Regions from separate parts of the Mus musculus genome. Here region 1 is linked to region 2. A link is a loop called in an ENCODE intact Hi-C map of the cell type or tissue named here. Cell type or tissue: heart. All regions are shown on one strand. Each heading gives the region's core, and the rest is flanking DNA. Links, peaks and the distances in the headings are about the cores only. Region 1 has its middle 51 kb from the start of Gm8075. Region 2 holds the start of Gm8075 (a long non-coding RNA gene).

Evidence for each region. Hi-C counts contacts between places; a loop is a spot of excess contacts. Peaks named below come from ENCODE experiments on the same cell type or tissue, not always from the same donor. Only the 100,000 strongest peaks of a DNase experiment are listed, where the experiment ranks them.
Region 1: it touches region 2 in a loop (2.0-fold over the local background); 4 of 42 quality-filtered maps call a loop at or near these places.

What each region holds. Positions count from the first base shown.
Region 1 is chr12:73,843,717-73,849,095 of GRCm38, reverse strand. No RefSeq gene overlaps it. Among named protein-coding and RNA genes, the nearest start is that of Gm8075, 51 kb to the right of the region's middle. In heart, for the core only: a CTCF peak has its summit at 2,171; a DNase peak (open chromatin) is centred at 2,225; H3K4me3 peaks cover 481 bases; H3K27ac peaks cover 859 bases.
Region 2 is chr12:73,791,138-73,796,516 of GRCm38, reverse strand. Gm8075 (a long non-coding RNA gene) reads right to left here and starts at 874. Exons shown (of 3, transcript XR_381690.1): 1 at 622-874. In heart, for the core only: a CTCF peak has its summit at 2,579; a DNase peak (open chromatin) is centred at 2,286; H3K4me3 peaks cover 1,032 bases; H3K27ac peaks cover 4,124 bases.

The DNA.
Region 1 (5,379 bases), core at 81-5,080, 53 kb before region 2:
GAAGAAGACTGTGGGAGCAGACTGAGTGACTGGCCAAACCATGGGTGGTGACTGACATCATGGGCTGGTAGGAGCCCTCCTCAGGAAGTACTTGGAGTAAGCAGAAAGGAGATGTGAGGGCCAATCTTTACACCAGTGTTTCTTAGACAATGGAATACAAATATGTGAGGACACATGCAATCTGAGATGAGGAACCTTAAGGGACCGAGGCCTGCCAATCAAGAGTACAGAGTCAGGGCATATTAGCTAGGATGCACTTGGCTGCGTGTACCAGAATAAAGTGGGACTGGATGCATGATAAACGGCTTACCGAGGAGTCAGATGAAGTTTGCATCAGAAAACATCCTGAGCAGAAAGTAAGGAGAGTTGGGACATTAAGTCTCTCTCCTGTGCTTTAACCCTTTTCAAGGAGGAAACGTTTCCCCAGAGGACCTTATCAGATTTTTCCTGAGGTCTCAGTGACACAGCTCTTTTCTACTTGCATATCAATGGCTGAGGGTGCAAGGGACCAAGGACTGGATGTAGTGGCTGCCTTGGATTAATTACGACAAATTCTTGAGGATAGACAAATAAACTCGGAGTCCTGTCATCAAGAAGGATCTGAAAATAGCCACTGCAATGCCTCTCTCCTGTAGGTGCAAGAGTGAAGAGCACCCACCACTGCGTTTTGGACAGAGGAGCTTGTTGGGAAAGTCTGTGAGAGGTACAGGAGCCATAGGTTAGGAAGAGGCAAAGAGGCCAGTTTGCAGCGGGTTGAAGAAGGCTGGAGACTACTTTTCAAATAAGTGTCTGTTGAGTACGTAGTGTCAATCCCTTGTTGAAAGAGTTTCTGATAAATGGAGAGGAGCTATCTAGGACCGAAGGGGCCAAGAAACGAAAAGCTGAGCTAGAAAGTTCAAACACAGAAGACAAACTTTACCCAATTTGCCGTTGGGAGGAAAAAAAAACAACCCTCTTTGGGGCAATAATTTTGTAGGATGACTTTCTCCACTTTGGATTTTCATCGTTGGTCTTGGCTGCAGACTGTAATTTTTAGTAGTCTGAGTCGGCAGTAAGAGAGAGGAGGCTGTATTTGAAGTGCAAATAACGCCTGCCTATTCCAACTGTGTACAGTTCCGGGAGAAATGTGATTAAAAGGTTTCCACAAAGCACTTCAGTTACATTAGCTGGAAGGGATTCAATTTTGAACTCCTTCCAAGATTTTTTTTTTAAATGAGGGATTATATATTTCATTAAAAAAAAATAAGGATAAGGTGGAAGGCAGGTGAAGTGTCTAATTGAATAAAAGCAATAGGTTTTCCACTAAAGCCATGTACTCTAAGTTTTCACTGGTGTTCAAGAACAGCCTTCGTGTGCTTCTGAACACATCTTCTGTCCGTTGCCTGTGGCTGGGTGGAGTGGAGGATGGCCTGGTCTTCCGGAGCAATCACCTTGAGGACAGATGTAATCAGCTACTGTCTTGCCTGATGAATTGTCTCATACGCTGTTCTGGCCACCAGAGTCTTAGCTCTTGAGTTTAAGGAAACACAAAGCAGTAGGAGAAAGGTTGTGACTTGCAGCTGAAAAGTCCCTATCGGAGTCATCTGAAGGCAACCATGACCTCTTTCCGGTTTGCGAAGCAATCTGGAAGCACGCATTTTCGGGAAAGAATCTTAAGTACAGAGAAGCTAAATACAGGGTAATTCCGTCTGACTCTATCTGGCTGGCGCCTTTTTTTGAGCTGCTTTACCCAGTTTGGAACAGAATTCCCTCTGGGCTTTACCAGTTTAGAAACAGTATCAGCGATGGAGGATTTCAGCAATCCTCTGATTCATATGAGAAAACAGAGATCTACTAATCCCTGTCGGATATACACAGCCTCGGCTTGCTCTACTAGAACTGCACTTTCACAATATCTTAGTAATTAAAAAAAAAAAAACCTAAACAAAAATAATCTCCAAACCCTTTGTATCTGGGTTGTCAACACTCCCTTTATTTTCAAGAGCTTAAAATAGCATTAAAGCCTGGGTTGACCTTGCAGCTTCTCTGGGCAGCAATTAGGCTGCCGACTCAGTAGCATTCTCTGTGTACGCAACTGCCGAAGGGACGTTAAATTGCATTTTGCTTATTTAGTGGTTTGAATAGGAAATGTTCCCCCACAGGCTCTGGTGTTTGAACACTTGGTTCCCACCTGTCGGCTCGGATTCGAAAAGCCAAGGAATCATTAGAAGGTGGAGCTTTGCTGCCGGAAGTGAGTCACTAAGGGAGGGTTTTGAGGTCTGGTAGCCACACCCCTCCCTCGGTCCACTGTCTCCTGACCAGAATGTGACCTGTTGTCTCATGCTCCTGAGGTGACTCCATTATTGCCAGTATATAGCTTGTAATCTGGAATACACATCTCTCTCTTACGTTGATTCTGATAAGGTATTTCATGATAGCAAGTTCAAGAGCATTTTATCTGGTTCTTTTACTTTCAGGGCAAGTTAGACATCGTGCCAATGAGGACTTTGAGGACTTTCAGGTTCAAGCAACATAGACTATTTCAAGAAGCAAATTATATATATATATATATATATATATATATATATATATATGTGTGTGTGTGTGTGTGTGTGTGTGTGTGTGTGTGTGTGTGTAGTGCCCATATAAATAAAAATCGATGGGAATCTTGCCATATAATTAGTTTTATAAATGTGTAATGTCATTGTTGCTGAGTGGCAGACACTCTGGATAGCCAGCACTAGGAACTGTGTGTAGTCCCGTTCCCCACACCATTTATCACCGGCAAGGATTTGTTCAGTATCCTCTTTGTACCTCTCGATTCTAATTTATAGCCTTGGGAAAAATAATCTATTAGACAGAGTTGGCCATATAGCCATTGCTCTAGCAGCAAAGGAAGGAGGAACAGAGACCGTGTACCTGGAAGAGTCAGTTTCCACAGGAGATGGTTTTACTAGGATGCAGAGCTAGGATGGATGGACAACCAGGAAAGACAGGTGTTGGCTATAGAGACTTCATTTAGTGTTTTTACTATTCTTTATAGTTTTTTTCAGAAGGCATATGTTAAAAAGTTGCAAAATCCAAAAGAGCAGAACATTATATGTATGTATGTGTGTGATATCTATATAGATATCTATATATAGATATAAACCCCTCAAGTGTTTCTCTGGACCCTCAGCCATCCATGGTTGAGCATTTACTATCATTAGTATTAACTTGCCCTTCCCGTAGGAAGATTTTATTCTCTCACGCTGTGTAGTCAGGTTTGGCTATGTGCTCAGTAGACAGTAATGATATGTAAGTATAAGTGGCTACATTATTCCTGGGCAGTTAAATACAACATTATGTTTTTTCTCTTTCCTTATGTGTTGTCAAATGACAACATTTCAAAAAATGACAGCCTAGGTTCCAGGGTGTATGAAATAGTTCACATTTGCCCAGGGCCTGTGATTTCTGTGATGCTTTTGGCTTAGAAGGCTGCCTCTTATCCTCTTGTGGACCCAACAACAATAGTTTTTCTTTTTCTTTTTTGTCCTCTGCCACTAATGAAGAGAAGTAACCAGAACTCAGAAGGCAAAGGAGAGGAACACTGGGATACCTATTACCTTTAACCTTTCCTTCTCAGGTTGTCACGGGACAGGGGTATTCCTCTGTCAAAGATCTCCAGTTCTTGCTGAGTGATGCCTCCCCTTATTTCCTGTTCACTGATGTTGGCTATCCTCACCTTCATCCGCACCTTTATAACTAGCTCATCTAGCAACATCTCCTTTACTACGTAGGCATGTTTGTCATCTGTTTCTTACCAGGAACCTAATGCACAGAGCTCAAGGAAAAGTATTCTAGTGACAAACCCCTTGCCCAGCTGGCATGAACACCTGGATTTGGGGGTTATTTGCTACTATAGCAAAGCCTTGACTCATGAGGCATGAACACTGGGATTTGGGGGTTATTTGCTACTGTAGCAAAGCCTTGACTCTTTAGACTGGTATGAAGTCATCCTAGTTTCTTACAATGCAGTTCTTTCCAGTCAGCAATTGGTCTTAGTTACTTCTCCTGTTGTTATGATAAAACACCTGACGAAGTCAACTGAATGAAGGAAGAATTTATTTTGGCTCATAGCTCTAGGTTCCAGTCCATCATTGTGGAGGTGTCACAGTGGCAGAGCCTGAGCAGCCAGTCACACTGCATGCAAAGCCAAGGAGCAGAGAAAGAACAATGAACACTCACGCTCAGCTCAGCTCAGCTTCTCCTTGTACAGTTCAAGACCTTAGCTCAGGGAATAGCGCCACTCACAGTGGATGGGTCATCTGATCTTAATTAGCCTAATCAAGGTCTTTCACAGGGATGCCTAGCAGTTCATCAGGTCGACAATTGAGATTAACCAACACAGTGACACAGAATAGGGCTTAACAAAAATATGCATTCCTGAATTCTATTTCTGAAAAACCCAAAGCAGTAAATTAGGGCCTAGGCTTCTTAAGCTCCAAAAAACTTCAAACTATTGGCTTAAGACCGATCTATCTATCTATCTATCTATCTATCTATCTATCTATCTATCTATCTATGTGTGTGTGTGCAGGCATGTTCATGCCATGGCATACATTTGGAAGTCAGATAATAACTCTCAGAACTCTGTTCTTTCCTGTTATTTTATAGGATCCAGAGATGGAACACAGGTTGTCAGTCCTGGGAACACATACCTCTCTACCCACTGAGCTCTCTTGCTGGCTCCAAATCATTTTTGTTTTTCTAGCATTGTCAATATTGAAACTATGTCTCATGTTGGCTTATATTTTGTCAAATGTTATCTTCTGACTTGTGAAGTATGGTGGTATTTTAGAGTACTCTAGAGAAACAGAACCAGTAGGATGTATTTCAACAAATTGGCTCCTGCAGTCATGAAGACTGGCAAGCTCAAAATCAGCAGTTCTAGCTTGAAGGCACCTGTTACCAGAGTCTCCTTGTATTTGGGGGAGGTCAATGGATTTTTTGTTTGTTTGTTTTGTTGCTTTTGGTTTTATTCCACTTCAAGTCTTGTCTATGTCTGAACTGTCCTGAACATGCCAGTCTCATCTGTTCAAGTCTTTGTGTGAGTGGAGGAGACCCACCCACATCAAAGCCACAAATTGAAATGTTAATTCTTTCACAAATATCCTTCACAGAAACATCCAGAATGATATTTGACCCATGTCTGGACACTATGACTCAGCCAAGTTGATACATAGAATTAACCACTCAGAGTGTTGGGTGATTAGACGTAAAGTATTACGGTATTATTAACGTTTGCATGAATGTTAAAAAAAAAAGTCAGTATTGGGATGGTGAGATGGTTCAGGGGTCACCCAGCCTGAGCTCAACCCCTGAAACTCACATGGTAGAAGGAGAGAACAGAAACATTCA
Region 2 (5,379 bases), core at 153-5,152:
AGCAGCACTGAGGTCAGTCACCTCTAAAGCTAAACTGTGCTGTGTTCTAGGAGTAGACATGTCTTCCTAGGAGCTGAAGTAACCGAAAAGTAACATTCAATAGAGCTAGCTTGGAACAAATGGCTGGGGCCTCTAGCTGAAGGGTGTGCTGGTCCTGATTGTGATCACAGCCGCCATCTTTGAGAGCACACTGGTGGAGGGAATTTGGTCCCTGCTCTGCTTTTCCCAGAGGCTAGCAAAGGACATCTGAGACTAGTATTAACCAGGATCCGCAGATTTGGGAGAGATCTTCCAAATCATAACTTATAATCAGCATTTTAAAAGATCATGTTGAAGTTTAAATCTTTCTTATTTCTTTTTACTTACCATTTATTACTATTATTATTATTATTATTTTTATTATTGATAAAGTCTTGTTGTATAGCCTAGACTGTCCCTAAATTCCCAAGATTAGGACCAGTATTTCCACCAATATCCTGGTAATGCTGATGCCCAACCACTTTCTGAATAGGTTGAAAAGTTATGACGGCTTTATGATCTGCCATTGAGCAATCACTTTATTAAATCAAGGTGGACCAGTTAGTGTCCTTTGTTAACATTGTTTCTTGCATGGACACTCACCAGGGCCTCTCTGTAGTTGTCCATTGCCCATTGTCCAAGAAGTTCATTTCATCAAGACTGCACTAGTGAGCCTCTACAGCTCCTGTGTAAGCCAGGTAGCTATGAGCGGACTGGAGTGAAGAATTCCCTCTGGTGGAGGGGTGTCTGAAGAGGGTGGGAAGTATTGCAGCAGCAGCAGCAGCAGCAGCAGCAGCAGCAGCAGCAGCAGCAGCAGCAGCAGCTTTGCTTCCTACGTTAGTCCATCCTGGCCTAGCTTTGTGGGAAAGGTATGGAAAAAGAGCAGCATTAAAGAGCATTCCACTTTGCTCTTTCCCTGTTGAGGGACACCCCATACCGGTACAAGTCTTTACAGGATCATTTCCCTCTCGAGAATAAGGGGGAGACTGGTTACAGGAAGAAAGGAGAGCAACTGCTAACACTGGCATGTGAGGACTGGAAAGTGGAGACACCTTGGAGACGTGTTGCAGGCCCACAAGGATCTCCTCCCCCACAAGGGGAGCTGGAGAGGTGGTGGACACTAACACAAGGGTCTGTGGTGTAAGCCAGTGATCTCCCAGTTGTGAGCAGTGTCTAGGAGGTGTGATTTTTCTTAGAGGAGCCAACGGATTTCAAAAGATTCTCACAGAATCCATAATTCATATTTATTCTGTCTCTGTCTTTCTCCCTCCCTCTTTCTCTCTGTCTTCCTGTCTCTCGTTTTGTCTCTCTCCCTCCCTCCATCTCCCTCTCTCCCACCCTCTCCCCGCTACTCTGACTTTCTAGGGTCGTTTGTAACCTAGGCTGACTTTATATTTACAAAGTAACTGAGGATGCTCTTACACCTCTGATCGCCCTGCCTCCTCTCTTCTGAGAGGTAGGATTACAGATATATGCTACCATGTCCAGTTTACATGATTCTGAGGATCCAACTTGGGACTTCCTGCGTGCTGGGCAAGCACTCTACCAAAAGGAGTAAGACCATCAGCCTCAGCACCGTTTTCAATTAGGATGGTCTTCAAGTCGTTCCCAGAGTGGATCTTCAGAGTTCTAAGCTTCTAGATAGTATATATCAAGTGCAAGCTACATAATTCAGAGGGACAGCAATCACTTAGAGTCACTTTCTACAAGAGGCAAAAGGGACTCAGCTACCAACAGGCCCCTTCTACACACAAGCTGAGCAGTTTTAAATCACATGACTCGCCTTAAAGCCCAGCAGTTAGAAAGCTGGGTCCATCTGAGACTCCAGGCCTCCTGATACTCGAAGGGAGGGCAGGTCTGCACGGGGAGAAGCCACTTCCACCCAGCAATTGCCTGGGAAAAGTAAGCCATTTGTAGCTACAGCGCCAGGAGCTCAGCTGGTTATTTCTAGCTTGCTGAATGTCAAAAATTCAGGCTGCTTCTCACAGCAGCCTCCACTTGTCAGACCAAATCAAGGCATCAGCTTGTCAAACAGCCAAATCAGCTGCCCCAAGCACCAGCCTGGAGGCGCCCGTCTAGCCTCTTGCAGTGCACCTGACCCGGGCCCTCGCGGTGCACCTGACCCAGTGGAGCTCAGCGCTCTGCTTGCTGCAAGGCCTCTGCCCACGCTCCTGGGGCACGGCTCCCACCTGCAGCCGGCGCCTGGTGCTTGAGCACAGTCTGAAGCGAAGTCTTCAAGTCCTCCCTGGCTTGTGCAACTGTCTGGGTTTTCCCCGTGCTGGGGCCAGCTGGCAGTCTGCCCCGAGAGAATGTGACCATGGGAGCTGGGCTCTGATACTGAGCTCTGACCCCGGTGAACAGATTAATCTGTCTTTCCTTCTCTGGTCTCTTTTGGAATCGCTTGGAACCTTCCTTTTTGCTTTCCCTTGTTTTCTTAGAATGGCTCTCACACCCCAACTCCAGTTCTTCCCCAGATCCAAATCACCCAGCAGGTTTGTTTCTCTGTTCAAACAGAAGCAATCCCAAGGGCTACTGAAACTGGAACACTGTAAGCTGACCGCCCCCCTCAGGAGGCTGATGGGTGGAGAACAGACCTTGTTTTTCCTGTGTTAATTCGGTAATTCGATGGTAATTAGATGGGAACTTTGCTAGGTACTATGGGGCTTCCCAGCTGGGGAGAGGGCGGAGGCTGGACTGTCAGGGAATGAATTTTGCAGGCAGAGGGGATGAGGTTTCTAGGAGAAAAAAAAAAAACCCCAGCATCTTGTAAGACCTGGGAAAAAGGCAGGGAGGCCAGTGCAAGAGATGAGCTGGGGAGGAGGCCAAAGGGGAGCTCTTGACCAGAGGGAGTGTTGACTGAAGTGATGCGGGGCTTTGAAGGGAAGTGACCCACCAGGTGTGCTTTTCTAGAAGGGACTGGAGGGAGGATTCCAGGATGTCCCAGCAGAGAGGCATCCACTCACTTGAAGGCAGCAACCTTCTCAAGGGCATGCGCCCTGTTGTCCAGTGACGATTCAAACCACCCGGTTCCCTTCCGCCGCCATTCACTCTCGCCCTTGCCCTGATGCCGGATTAGGACTCTTCACCTGGCTGCTCCTGGTTTGGCCCCTGGCATTGCGTTGGTCTTTGCGAGCTTGCAGGTAACAGGCGAGGTTGACTGCACTTTCAAGAATTCATTTGCACATTGACTCAATAAATATTTATGAAGTGTTTGTGTAGGGCCAGGTGCTGTGCTAGTCATCGCAGGCTACAAAAGGGAGAGCACACGTGTTTACCGATTCCAGTATTTGTTTGGCAGTTCCCAACTTAAAATTGCATGAGGATTACCTGGAAATACACACACACACACACACACACACACACACACACATATGTATGTATACACACACACACACACACACACACACACATATATATATACACATACACACACACACACACACACACACACACACATATATATATATATATATATATATATATATATATATATATATATACATATATATAATTTTTTAAACAATATAGCTGACTGGGCTACTGCCCAGGTTGACGGAATCTGAACGTTTGACAGTATGCTATTGGAAACTTACACTGCATCATTAAAACTCTGCTTCAGGTAATTTTATTGGGTCAGAACCACCCATGCTTAGAGGAATGCTATTTACTTTCCTTTTGCAGAGCAGTTCAGAGAGAGCAAATCCGGAGTCTGGCCACCCTCTGAGGGACCCCAGGCAGGGTCAGTCCTGTTGAATCACACCTGGAGGTCCTCCTGGAGTTGAAGGATTCCCATTCCTTGTTTAAGACTAATTCTCCAAACTGATTAAGTATTTTCAGATGAGAATGAGCTGAGCCATGGACCAGTACTGTGAACACACACACACACACACACACACACACACACACACACACACACACACATTCAGGCAGTATCTGATCTGGAGGAGCCCAGCCCAGATCAACCTGTGTAGTTGAGCATAATCAGCAAGGAGAACAATTAGGCAGCCTGAGCTACATGAAGCCTTCAGACTAGGGCTAACCAACCTCGGAGGCTTAACAATGTTTTTTAGACTGCTCCCCTCATAGAGTAGGAAGCAAAGAGCCCATGAGGCAAGTGACTTGTCCCTCTGATTTCCTGGCTCAGTTAGTGGAGCTTAGGAGAAAGTCAAGATTCTGTCAAGTCCACAGCCTGACTGGGAGAAGGGGTTTCTCAAACTTTAGCTGCCAACCCAATTGCTTGGCGGGGTAGGCAAACACAGATTGGCTGGTCCCAGTCGGGAGACACCACCTGAGTAGGTTGGAATGGAGTCTGACAGTTTACATGTCTAATGTTTCTAGGTATGGCTGATGAGGGATGCCGGGTGGGCCACATCTCAACAACCAAAAGTGGATGAGGATGTGTAGTGAGCACAGGCAGGCTGGGGAGAGGAAAAGGTTAAGGGCAGTGGTTCTCAACCTTCCTAACTCTGTGACCCTTTAATACAGTTCCTCCTGCCGTGATGAGCCCCAGCCATAAAAGTATCTTTACTGATACTTCATATCTGTCATTTTGCTACTCTTAAGAATCATAATATCTGTGTTTTCTGGTGGTCTTAGGTGACCCCTGCAAAAGGATCGGTCGACCCCAAAGGGGTCACAATCCACAGGTTGAGAACAGCTGGTTAAGGAGACACTGGTGTCGTCTTTTCAGGGGTTCTCTGTCTCCTCAAATCTGTGCTTGCCTACCCCGCCAAGCAATTGGGTTGGCATCTAAGGTTTGAGAAACCCCCTCTCCCAGTCAGGCTGTGGACTTGACAGAATCCCGACTTTCTCCTAAGCTCCACGAGCTGAGCCAGGAAATCAGAGGGAGACTCGGGAAGGCAGCGGCATCGTCTCTGCGCATGCACCCCTGCCAAGTCACTTGCCTCATGGGCTCTTTGCTTCCTACTCTATGAGGGGAGCAGTCTGAAAAACTTTTAAGCCTCCGAGGTTTGTTCCATCTCTCTCCTCAGACCTTGGACTTCTTAGATGTTTCCTCATAACATATATAAAACGTGGGCTCTGGCCCATAACCGAGGCCAAAGTTAGCGCTTGCAGGGACTTCTTTGGAGTTGGCATTATGAGGAAGTCAGAGTCAGTCCCTCAGCTCGCACTCTTTGTCTTTATGTCCCCTGTTCAGACTGCAGCAGGACAGGTAGAGCAGACCAGCAGTTCCAGGGGAGCACAAACGGCTGCCTCATCACGAGATTAACCTACAAGCTCCTCAGATCTTTCTGGCTCTGCAGGTACAGGGTGGAGTCGCAGTGAACCAAGCGCCGACGTTGCCGTCCCATCCGTGGAGATTTCCACCTACTTTTACTGTTTTGAACTCCAGACAAGAGA